Regions from separate parts of the Homo sapiens genome. Here region 1 is linked to region 2. Evidence: chromatin loops called from intact Hi-C (ENCODE). Cell type or tissue: dorsolateral prefrontal cortex. All regions are shown on one strand. Links, peaks and the distances in the headings refer to the core of each region. The heading gives the core; the rest is flanking DNA.

Evidence for each region. Peaks named below come from ENCODE experiments on the same cell type or tissue, not always from the same donor. Only the 100,000 strongest peaks of a DNase experiment are listed, where the experiment ranks them.
Region 1: it touches region 2 in a loop (7-fold over the local background); 29 of 110 quality-filtered maps call a loop at or near these places.

What each region holds. Positions count from the first base shown.
Region 1 is chr17:67,156,264-67,161,643 of GRCh38, reverse strand. It overlaps HELZ (helicase with zinc finger), which reads left to right. Exons shown (of 33, transcript NM_014877.4): 16 at 568-747; 17 at 1,282-1,383. Among named protein-coding and RNA genes, the nearest start is that of HELZ-AS1, 86 kb to the left of the region's middle. In dorsolateral prefrontal cortex, for the core only: CTCF peaks have their summits at 3,158 and 3,357 (motif pointing right); no DNase peak of the experiment used is centred there.
Region 2 is chr17:66,713,886-66,719,265 of GRCh38, reverse strand. The region is part of intron 8 of PRKCA (protein kinase C alpha); the gene reads right to left. Among named protein-coding and RNA genes, the nearest start is that of MIR634, 70 kb to the left of the region's middle. RefSeq lists an enhancer at 4,077-4,773. In dorsolateral prefrontal cortex, for the core only: CTCF peaks have their summits at 3,161 and 3,366 (motif pointing left); DNase peaks (open chromatin) are centred at 1,455, 2,465 and 4,535; H3K27ac peaks cover 4,786 bases.

The DNA of each region.
Region 1 (5,380 bases), core at 320-5,319, 440 kb before region 2:
TTTTAAAAAACTTAATATTTTCTACATTAAGATCTTTGTAAAAATTAGGATCTCTTAACCAGGGACATACAGATTTGTTCTTTTCCTCTTGTTTTAAACCTTACCAACAGATCTTTTAAATAATTAGAATTTGAAATTCAGATAGTTTCCCTATTGCATTTCATTTGTTATGCAAAAAAACCTACTACTTAATTAATATCAGTAAAAAGTTTTCTGATGCTTTTTTGTAACAGAGGGAAATTACATTTTTGAAACATTGCCATTTCTACTTAAAGACCTGGCAGCAGCTAGATTCGAAGTATGTGATTTCCTTAGATTAGTTACCAAAATCTTTTTGTACGTAGTGTAGGACAAGATAAAATTAATTTTGATTTACACGTTAAAACACTCTACACTGACTCTGTTGGGTAACTTTATAAAAAGTAGCTTTAGAATAAGCATTTGTTTTTATAGATGCTATGCTATTTCAGTGGTTTTAATGGTTCACTGAAATTCACGATACTCGTGTGTTATGTTCTATTTATTAACGAGATGCATGTGTTTAACATAAATTTTTATTTTCCATAGACAATGGGATGAACAGTTGGATCCTCGACTAAATGCAAAACAGAAAGAGGCTGTTCTGGCCATTACCACTCCACTTGCAATCCAGCTGCCGCCTGTGCTTATCATCGGACCCTATGGGACAGGCAAAACGTTCACTCTAGCTCAGGCTGTCAAACATATTCTGCAGCAACAGGAGACTAGGTGAGAGGGTGGGAAGCGTGCTCATATTTCCCTGGTAGGATACTACCTCTGTTCTTGTTTTAAATACACAATGAGGGCTAGCAAGACAGTTTTCATGCAGCTCTTAAACATGAAAAAAAGAGAAAAGGAAAAGCCGTAAATCCAAACCCCAGAGCACTAAAAATTTGAATTCTCTTAAAACATACTGTTTTTAGAATTGGTAGTATAGACAGTAAGTTTTAAAATAGTTTTTAAATAGCCATCAGAACAAGTTTGCTATGGAATTGTGGTATCTATTAGAGCCAGAAGACTTGGGTTTAAATATATGTGTATATTTTATATGATAGACTTAAAAATAATTTTGGGGTACTTCCTTTTTAACTTAAAGAGTAGTGTAATTTCCTAAAGGTATCACTGAATAATGCTAGGGATTACTGAGTAGGGTAAGGGAATTGTATAATATTAGGATGGCCACTGCTTTTTTTTTTGGTATTATACTGCTTGAATAGTTTTGTGTTTTATCATTCTTTTTATTTGCACCATTTATTTCAGCAGGATTCTCATTTGCACCCATTCTAATAGTGCTGCTGATCTCTACATAAAGGATTATTTACATCCATATGTAGAAGCAGGCAATCCCCAGGCAAGACCTCTCAGGTATTTTTTTTAAGGCTTATTATGTATCTGTATCATACTTTATTATTCTTAAGAAAAGGTGTCTGTAAAGATTTTAGTAACTTTGGAAATACCAAAGTCTTTATGCATTGACATTTAGAGGTTATGTCTTTTGAAGAAACTGTTTAAATTAAGGAAAAATGTAAAAATCTTTGACTATTCATTTCTTAAACATTAAGTAAGAGAAAGACATCCTTTTTTAAGTTTTGTGTGTATTGTTTCAACCTGAGTAGATTTTGATATGTACCTCTAAAAGCTAGTATGATGAAATAATATAAATATGATAACTTAAATTAAATCTAGTTCAGTAAAAATTCTAACATATTTTGCATGGCAGATTAGTCATGCAGTGGACAGTTCTTTATGAAAATAAAATTTTGGCTGTGATCATGCAGGTAATTTCATAGAAGCTACACATTAGATAAACATGAAATACTGAAATGATTTCTGCAACAAAATGTACTTGACTGGTATTTAACAACTTTTGCTACCATTTAAGAGACAAAGTGTCAAAGAAAATTTAAGGTTGATATAGAAAGGTCCTCTGAGTATATATGGACATGAAATGTACTTAAATATAGGATATGGGGGAATAAAAATCCTTTTCTTCAGAAAACAATAAAGAATCATCAAATTGTTATTTATTATACCATTTGCTTTCATTGTTATATGAATTAATGTTTAGTTTTGCCATTTTACAAACTAATATGTCATGCCCTAGGTTGTTTGAATACAATTGTTTATAAATTAATTTCTAACTGCACTTTTGAATCATAAGTCACTAACGTTTTATTTCTACTTGAGCTCAAGCATGGAAAAATGAAATTATGTTATTTAATTCTTCAGTAATCATAACCAAAGCTGTTTGAATGATCTTAGAGTTCCATTAAAAAAACAAAAGAGGAAAAAAGTGGTGTGACCCATTAACACGGGTTTTTATGCCATATTTTATTTTTACTTTGGAAGATTAAGAAGCAGTAATTATTTTAAATAGAATCTGGTTGTATTTAATGAGAAAATATTACATATATACAATCACTATCACTGTAAATGAAAACATGGTATTTATTGAAGGATGCATTCATCAATAAATAGTTTGCTTCAGAATCTAATCTCTGAGCTTGTAAGTGAAAGTTGAGTAGTTAGCATTTTTGCTATAGGTGTTCTTACTTTAATGATATAAGTTGTTTTGTTCACTTATATTGTTGGTAGAGTGAGCATGTGTGTGTTACATAGGAAGTGTGACCTTCTCAGTTATCGTGGTGTACTTGGTGTGAAAACAGTGGAGTAAAGCCCCCTCAAATCTCGGTCGACTTAGCATAGGTCATTTGACACTTGGGGCTGTAGAGCTGTTGCTGATGAACACTAAATCCGTCACTCGACTAGCTTATATTTAGCTTTTTCCATGTAAAATTATTTTTTGGAGGTTATAATCAAACATGTGGTGCATCTAGATATGCAGAATAAGAAGTTATGTTCAGTAGGGTACATGTATAGTTGTTGTGGCCCAAGTATCGAGACTCGCCCTTTAACTTACAGAGAGACTTACACCTGTCTGTAAGTCTCGAAAGTGGTTCAGCCCAAGATGGAAAAACATTTATAAATATATTCAAATGCAAATTTCATGTGATTTCATTTAGTAAATGGAATAAAGTAAGAAAAAGCCTGACTTCCCAAATATTTTCTTTATGTAGTCCTGCATTTTTGCCATAGTTTTTCTCTTTGGGAAAGGTGTTAACTTGCAAATGTATTTCTTAAGAATATTCATGCATTGAGTTCAGATTTATTAGCACTATTATTACATTAACTCATTAATTTATAATTTTTCTAATAGACAACAAACATGGGAGGCATGTGAAATGGAATAGAGAAGATTAGAATGACTGAGTGCTCTGGGAAGATTAGCTTTATCTGAATTGTCCCAGGATGCAGAGGAAAGAACACAAGAGGGCACTAAGTGTCTGCTCATGACCATGAAGATGGGTGTCTCTAGGGAGCAAGGCTCATGAAGAGTTTGCTCTCTTCATGATATAGGCTGGAACAGGCCCTGGAAAGTGCTATAGTGTGAAAATAGTCAAAACATTACATAGTGAATACAGTTGTAAATGTGCTTAAATATACATACTTCATGGTTAAAATTTGTAAAATTCTTTTAGTTGCCAGGAGTTGAGCTGAACTTAAAATATTTGGAGATGGAGATTTTAGAAACCATTTTAGATCATGTTTAGTTTCAGTTTTTACTTCTTCACTAGAACTAGAAGATTTTAAAATGGAATAGAGGGGAAAATATTTTTGTGTGTGGTTCTCAAGATCAGTATCTGGTTCTGGCAGATTTATGGCTTTGCAGATAGAGGTCATCTATGGAGGGGTGTATTTCCTGCTTTCTGGGAAAATGGAAGGTAATTGTTGTTTTATATTGATCTTCAAAGAAGCATATTCTTCTGTGATCAGGTCATTCTTATTCATAGTCTTTTAAGTAATAACATTTTGGGGGTTATTTGTTGCATATAAATTTACTACAGGAATAAAATTTCAGTGAATTAAAATTATATATTACCAGACTCTCTCTTATAATTCGTGTGGGATATGTGGATTGGTTTCTTTCTGGAAAATATGTAAATTCCTTAATTGGTATTACTTATATTTTATACTGTGAACTTGAAACTGTCTTGTTACCGTCAATTCTCCAATTTTAAAAAAATGTTGGCTGTGTTTTAAATAATCTTTTAGACAGTGTCTAACTTAAATGTTGCACAAAATGAAAGTACAGAGAATATTTTAAAATCTTTTAAAAGTTGGGACTAGAATATTATGCTTTCAAGAAAATTGGCTCAGCGATCAAGCTTTGTATTCTTACTAGCTTCAACTTGAGGTAGCTTTCCAAGGTAATTGTGAAAACGTCAGCAGTGAGACTTAGAACTTCAGTTTCTTTCTTTTTTTCCCCCCTCTTTGAGGAAGAAGCAGGTGCTTGGAGTTAGTTGATGAGTGTATTAGGCCGTTCTTGCATTGCTATAAAGAAATACCTGAGACTGGATAATTTATAAAGAAAAGAGGTTTAATTGGCTCATGGTTCTGCAGGCTTTATAGAAAGCATGGTGCTGGCATCTGCTCAGCTTCTAGGGAGGCCTCAGGAAGCTACAATCGTGGTGGAAGGCGAAGGGGGAGCAGGATGTCACATGGTGAAATCAGGAGCAAGTGAGAGTGAGTGTACGTGTGGGAGGTGCCACACACTTTTAAGACCAGATTTCAGAGCAAAAGCTTACTTATCATCAAGGGGATGGCCCAAGCCCTTCATGAGGGATCTGCCGCCATGATTCAGACACCTCCCACTGGGCCCTACCTCCAACACTGGGGATTACATTTCAACGTGAGATTTTGATGGGAACAAATATCCATACTATATAAATGAGTAATTTGAAAAACCACTTTTTTTTTTTCAATTTTACAATGAAATATTAATTGGAGCTCAGAGGTGAGGTCTTGGCTGGAGAGAGAAAATGTGTGAGTCACTAGGGTATTGGTGGTGATTGAAGCGTGAGCATAGATGAGATTGTTAGGGGAGAGGAGGGCTGGAGAGTTAGAAGGGAAGCAGAGAAAGCTTGAGTCATGGAAGCTGAGGGGAGAGTTCCTGGGAGGGAGCAACAGCGGAACTTTGCATGCTGCCAAGTCAGGTAACTCGCTGGGCCTGGAAACATCGATGTGATTTAGTGATGTAGAAGTTGTTTATGTCCCTTGATTAGATGGAGGGTAAGCCATGTTGAATGTTTAGAGGAGTGAATAGGAGGTTGGTAACTGGAGAGAACAATCTGGATAATACTTCTAAGAAGCCTGGCTGTGAAAGGAGGGGAGAGGTTGGGCAGTGGCTGGGAGAATATGAGGATTTAAGTAAATATTCTTTTTATATGGGAGAAACTAGATAATTTTAATTTTAAAAAGCCACCTGTAAGTGACAGGTTAAATTCAAATATTGGTAATTTTT
Region 2 (5,380 bases), core at 252-5,251:
TTGAGTGACTGCATCATATCCTACTACACGGCTCTACTGTAGCTGATGTAACCATTCCTTATTGTTAGACACCTAGGTTTTTCCTAGTTCTGTTTTCAATGACATGCAGATGAACAATTTTGTGGTCTAAATATGTGTGCATCCTTGAAGTCCCCAGGATAGATTCCTGGATGAATGAAACATTAATTACTTGTTTGTGACCTTTTTGGGGAGGTCACAAACAAGTACCCTTGTGCCCAGCTGCACAAGGACAGACATTTTAATCTCACCATGAATAGTCAAAGAGAAGAGGAAGAAGCCCAGAGTCAAGGCAGCCTAATTCCTGAAGGCAGGCTCTTGGTTTCTTTTGGGTTGTGTGTCTAAATTCACAGTTGGAATTTTTAACTGTACTTCTTTCTCACATGTGGCTGTGTATATGTGTTTTATGTTCAGATGTCAAAACAAAAACACATCTTTTCTTCCACAACACAGAAAGTGGTCTTGGAAGGTGCTATGGTTTGAATGTGTCTCCCTCAAATTCACATGTTGAAATCCTTAGCCCCAAGATGATGGTGTCAGGAGGCAGGGCCTTTGGAAGGTGACTAGGTCATGAGGGTGGATCCCTCACGAATGGGATTAGTGCCCTTATAAAAGAGGCCTTGGAAGCTGGGTGTGATCCCAGGCTGATGCCTCTAATCCCAGCATTTTTGAAAGGCTGAGGCAGAAAGATAGCTTGAGGCTGGGAGTTTGAGAACAGCCTAGTCAACACAGTGAGACCCCCATCTCTACAAAAAATAATTTTAAAAATTAGCCAGGCACAGTGGCGTGCACCTGTAGTCCTAGCTACTCGGGAGGCTGAAGCAGGAGGATTGCTTGAGCCCAGGAATTCGAGGATGCAGTGAACAGTGATTGTGCCACTGCACTCCCGCCTGGGCATCAGAATGAGACCCTGTCTCTAAATAATAAAAACTTTAATAAAAAGAGGCCTGAGAGGCTCCTCATCCCATCTACCATGTGTGGGCAAAGCCAGAAGATGCCATCTGTGAATCAGAAAGTGAGCCTTCACCAGACACCTCACCTGCCTTGATTTTAGACTTCCCAGCATTCAGAACTAAGAGAGAGAAACATATGCAGTTTGTAAGCCATGCAGTTTATGGTATTTTGCTATAGCAGCCCGAGTGGACTAAGACAGAAGGGGAGCTAATTTGTATGGAGAGCTTAACAGTGATCCTTAGTAAGTCAGTCCCCCAAGCCACCCCACTTCCTTCTGACGGCATTTTTCTGGTTGCACAATCCGATCTGTAAGTGCAACCTGGAAATAAGGGCCTGGGTGATTCCTCCCACACAACTGGGTCAACACCTGCTACTTGGAGTTTTCTCCCGGAGGCGGGAATCACAGGTGACCAGCAAATCACAGGCATGAGTCATTCTTTCTCCTGCTGGCAACTGCAGCGAGGGCCTCAGAACCACAGACTGTCAGCCACAGAAGGGTCCCTGGGGAGTCTGACCTGCCTAGGATGCAGATGAAGATGCTGAGGTCTAGAGAGCTAACTTCACCACAGCCTCTGCGCCGCTTCGTGGCAGTGCTGGTGGAGGAAGAGAAGGACGCTCTGTTCTCTACAGAGGCCCTGAAACTAGATGCTGGATCATCCCGTACGTTTCCCTGTGCTAAGGTTGCCCCATCTGGGCTGTAATCTTTGACTAACAGCAGGAGGATGACAGAGCTTTTAGAATTCAAAAGCAACTTGGGGATAGTCTCATCAAGGCTGCCCATGTTACAGATGAGGAGAATGAGCCCAGGGGGCACCGCGATATGTCTAAATCAGTTTTCCATCCTGAGCTCTGAATCCAGAACTCCAGCCTTTGAACCTAGTGCTCTTCCTCCTACATCGAGGGTGAGCAAACTTTTTCTGTAAAGGTCCAGATAGTAAATATTTGTGGCTTTGTGGGCCAAATACTGTCTCTGTTGTAACTCTCCAACTCTGCCATTGTAGCTCGAAAGCTGCAAAAGTGAGTAAAGGAGGGAAGGTGTTCCAATAAAGCCTTAATGGTGAAGACAGGCAGCCGCTGGGGTCTGGGCTGTGGATTGCAGTTCGATGACCCTTGCCCTGTATCACGCAGGTTCTCAAATCACTCATCCTCATTTGCAGTTAGATTTCAGTACAATGTCTGTATCTTCTTAATCTATCACAACAGCGACAATTAAGAATCTCAAGAGCACTAGAATTAAATCACTATTCAGGCTCTTCCACAATGCTTGCTATGCCAGGCAGCACAGGAAAAGGAAATTTTGCAGCCATACAATGGTGGTGAATGAAGTATGTATTCAGCAGAGCAAAATGTAAGGGCAACACATTCAATCGTTTTCTTAACAAGAAATATTTTCATGGACACACCCACTTTGGCTGTTGCCACGGTTAAAATAAATTCACAGGCAGCGAGAGGGCCTCCGTTGTCATGGCAACTGAGCCATTCTCCAAGGAGAAACGTGGGACCCTGACGTGTTGGCACTTTGCCAGATGTGGAAACTGCGAAGTGCTTGGTTCTTTTCATACCACATAATATTCACCTCTAGTATCCCGGTGTGTGATTTTCTTTGCAGCCAACCAAATTTTTCCCTGTTTCCCAGATTTGTCTGTTGATAATTGACACATCTGTTAGGATCGCTAATCTTGGTGGTGCACGCCTTGTCTCACCTGCTAAACACCTCCTGGAAAGGCGGTTTGCCCTTGTACCGCGTTCTCCCCAATTGCTAAATCTCCAGGCTTACATGAGGATTCCCCACCAATGACCTTAAGTTTTTCCATCTGCAACAATGTTTTTCTCCCACCAGGGAGCTAGCTGATGGCACACTTGCGTCTGATGCCCGGCTTAGAGGAAGGCCCAGTGCGCACTGCAACAGCCATGACATAGCATTGTTCGAGAACTTTGGGCACTTAATCATTTTTGGAAACCTATTCCTTTTCCTGCTCGAATGCTCCCCTTTGGAATTACCACCACACTGGCTTTATGGGTTGGCTGTGGCAGGGTCAAGAATCACATGAACTCAGAAACATCATCAAAGTAAATAGTTTTTCAGACTGTCAGCAACATGGCTTCGAAGTGGGTAATTCTCTGGTGCTAAAAAAAAAAACCCGGGGAGATAGAAAATGGGCTGGGGCCCAGTGCAAGCAAGAATAGACTGAAGGAGCCATCCAGCTCTTGGGAAACCCTTGACTTCTTTGCAGCACACTGAAGATCCTCTAAAGCCAAGAAGCAATGGGGAGCACAAGGTGGTGATCTCATCTCTATGTCCACTAAAATGTAAAGACATCCAGGCAACAGTTGATTGCTGTTTGTTGTGTGCAGGTGTCATGGAATCTTTCATTTGCAAATCTTTACTGCCCTCTTGTGGTATTCAGTTTCTGAAGCAACTGCAGTTTGGCTGGGATCTTTTAGCAGAGATCCACCTAAGATTCACTAGTCTGCCTTACCGAGGTGAAGTCCCAGTAAATGGGGCAAGATGGCACAAACAAGACACAAAATTGTATCTACGCAGATGCAAAAAAAAAACTGTATCCTTTATAGTAGATGACCTGAATCACTCACGTAAGTGCCAGGACTTTGCAAAATGCCAACGGAACTATAGAGTGCCAACGGAACTACAGATGCCAAAAGTGGGTTTTAAGATCTCTGGGTGCTCTATTTCTAGAAAACAAAGATCCAAACAGTTGTAGGCCTTTCTGTGTCTCCCGAATCTTTCCAAACCCTTGACTGGGTGCAGACTCTGCAAGCCACAGATCCAAGAAAGGGCCTGGGGGGAAGGGAGGCAGTGAGGGCTGCAGGGGGCCCTGGAGTGGTCCGAGGGAGCCACGGTGTTTATCTTAGAAACAAAGAACGACCTGGAAAATAGTGAGAAGTAACGACAGTTACACGAGGGCAGAGTTCAATGAAAAAGCCACTTCTGGGAAAATCCAATTGAAGCTAAGCGAGCACAGAACAGCAGCTCCTGAAGTCAATAAAAAACAGTAACAAAAAACGCACCCAAGCTATAACTGGCAATAAAACCCAGTTCCCCAAGGAAGAAGGTTCCAGAGCCTTCCCTCCATGGCTGTGCAGCTGCTGCAGAAAGGAAAAACAGGATGACTGGGCATCCTCACAGAGAAAAAAAAAAAAACCAAAAAACAAAACACATCCTATCCCCGAAATGCTGGATACACTGCTCAACTACTCAACGGAAAATTTTTATAAAATGTCTCTGACAGGAGCAAGCAATTTGAAAGCAGGGCCGACTGTCATTAAATTTAGCACAATATTTCCATAATCATTGATTTCATCCTACCCTCACTGAGCCTTTTTAATCCACACCAGTTTTTAAAACCAAGGGGCCTAATTATAGCTCAATGGGACACCTGCTTCCAAGGCTAGCAGCAGCTGCACTGTTCTGGGCTATTCTCTGGGCCCTCTGTGTCAGGCAGCTCACTAGGCGCTCAGGAAGGTGACAAGCATGGGATCTGGGGTCTGCCAGCAGCGGTCTGGGACACCAGTAAAGGCACTGCACACTTCTCTGAGGCCTGTTTCTTCATCTGTAAAATGGGTCAACACTCCCTTTCTCGTCCTGCAGGCTTGGGAGCCTCGCCATCCTGCAGTGGTGAGGGAGTGATCAGAGCTCGGGGCTGGTGGCTGCTGCCATTCTGAGTAGTCTCGCCACAGCCATCGCCTGCTGCCAGGTGGCAGCGTCAGAAGACAAATTTCCATTCCAGGAAGGGGGAAGAGACGAGGGGGTGGAACAGTGAGACCTCTCCTAAAAAGACAGGGGCTTCCCAGCTGCCCTCAGGGGACTTGGACAGGACTGAGGAGCTGGTCTCCAGCAGGAGGGGCTGCCTGAGGGCAAGGTGGAGGTAGGTGTTTCCTGTCTCCAACGGTGGGCACAGGCCTGAGGGCACAAGGGCAGCTGAGGTCAGGACACTTTTCCCTTTACACATGGTATTTGCACCCTAGCTCTCTGGCCCCATGCATGAGGCCTGGCAGCTTGAGGGGGGCGTGGACTCACAAGGGGGCATTCTCCCCAAAGGAAGCAGCGGGTGGGGGGGAACATGGCTGGGATGCAAGTGGCCTCAAAGCAGAGGGCCTCACACCGGAGAGGAAAGGTGTGTGATCGGATCACTTCACCACCGCACGAGATACTCCTGGGATCTCCCAGCTGCAACTGCTGGGCTTTGGAAGTGAACAGAGGTTTTGTCAATGGGCCAGGAGAGAGCCAGGGAGTCTAAATTAATACAATTATTGTGACCCTAAGGGTATCTACAGGCTGTGAGCACCTGGGGGAATGTGAGTCACAAAACGAATACCCCTAGTAAGAGCTGAGACTATGGCTGTGTCCTGCCTGCCCCCACCCAAACCATCAGCTCTGAGCTGGCTG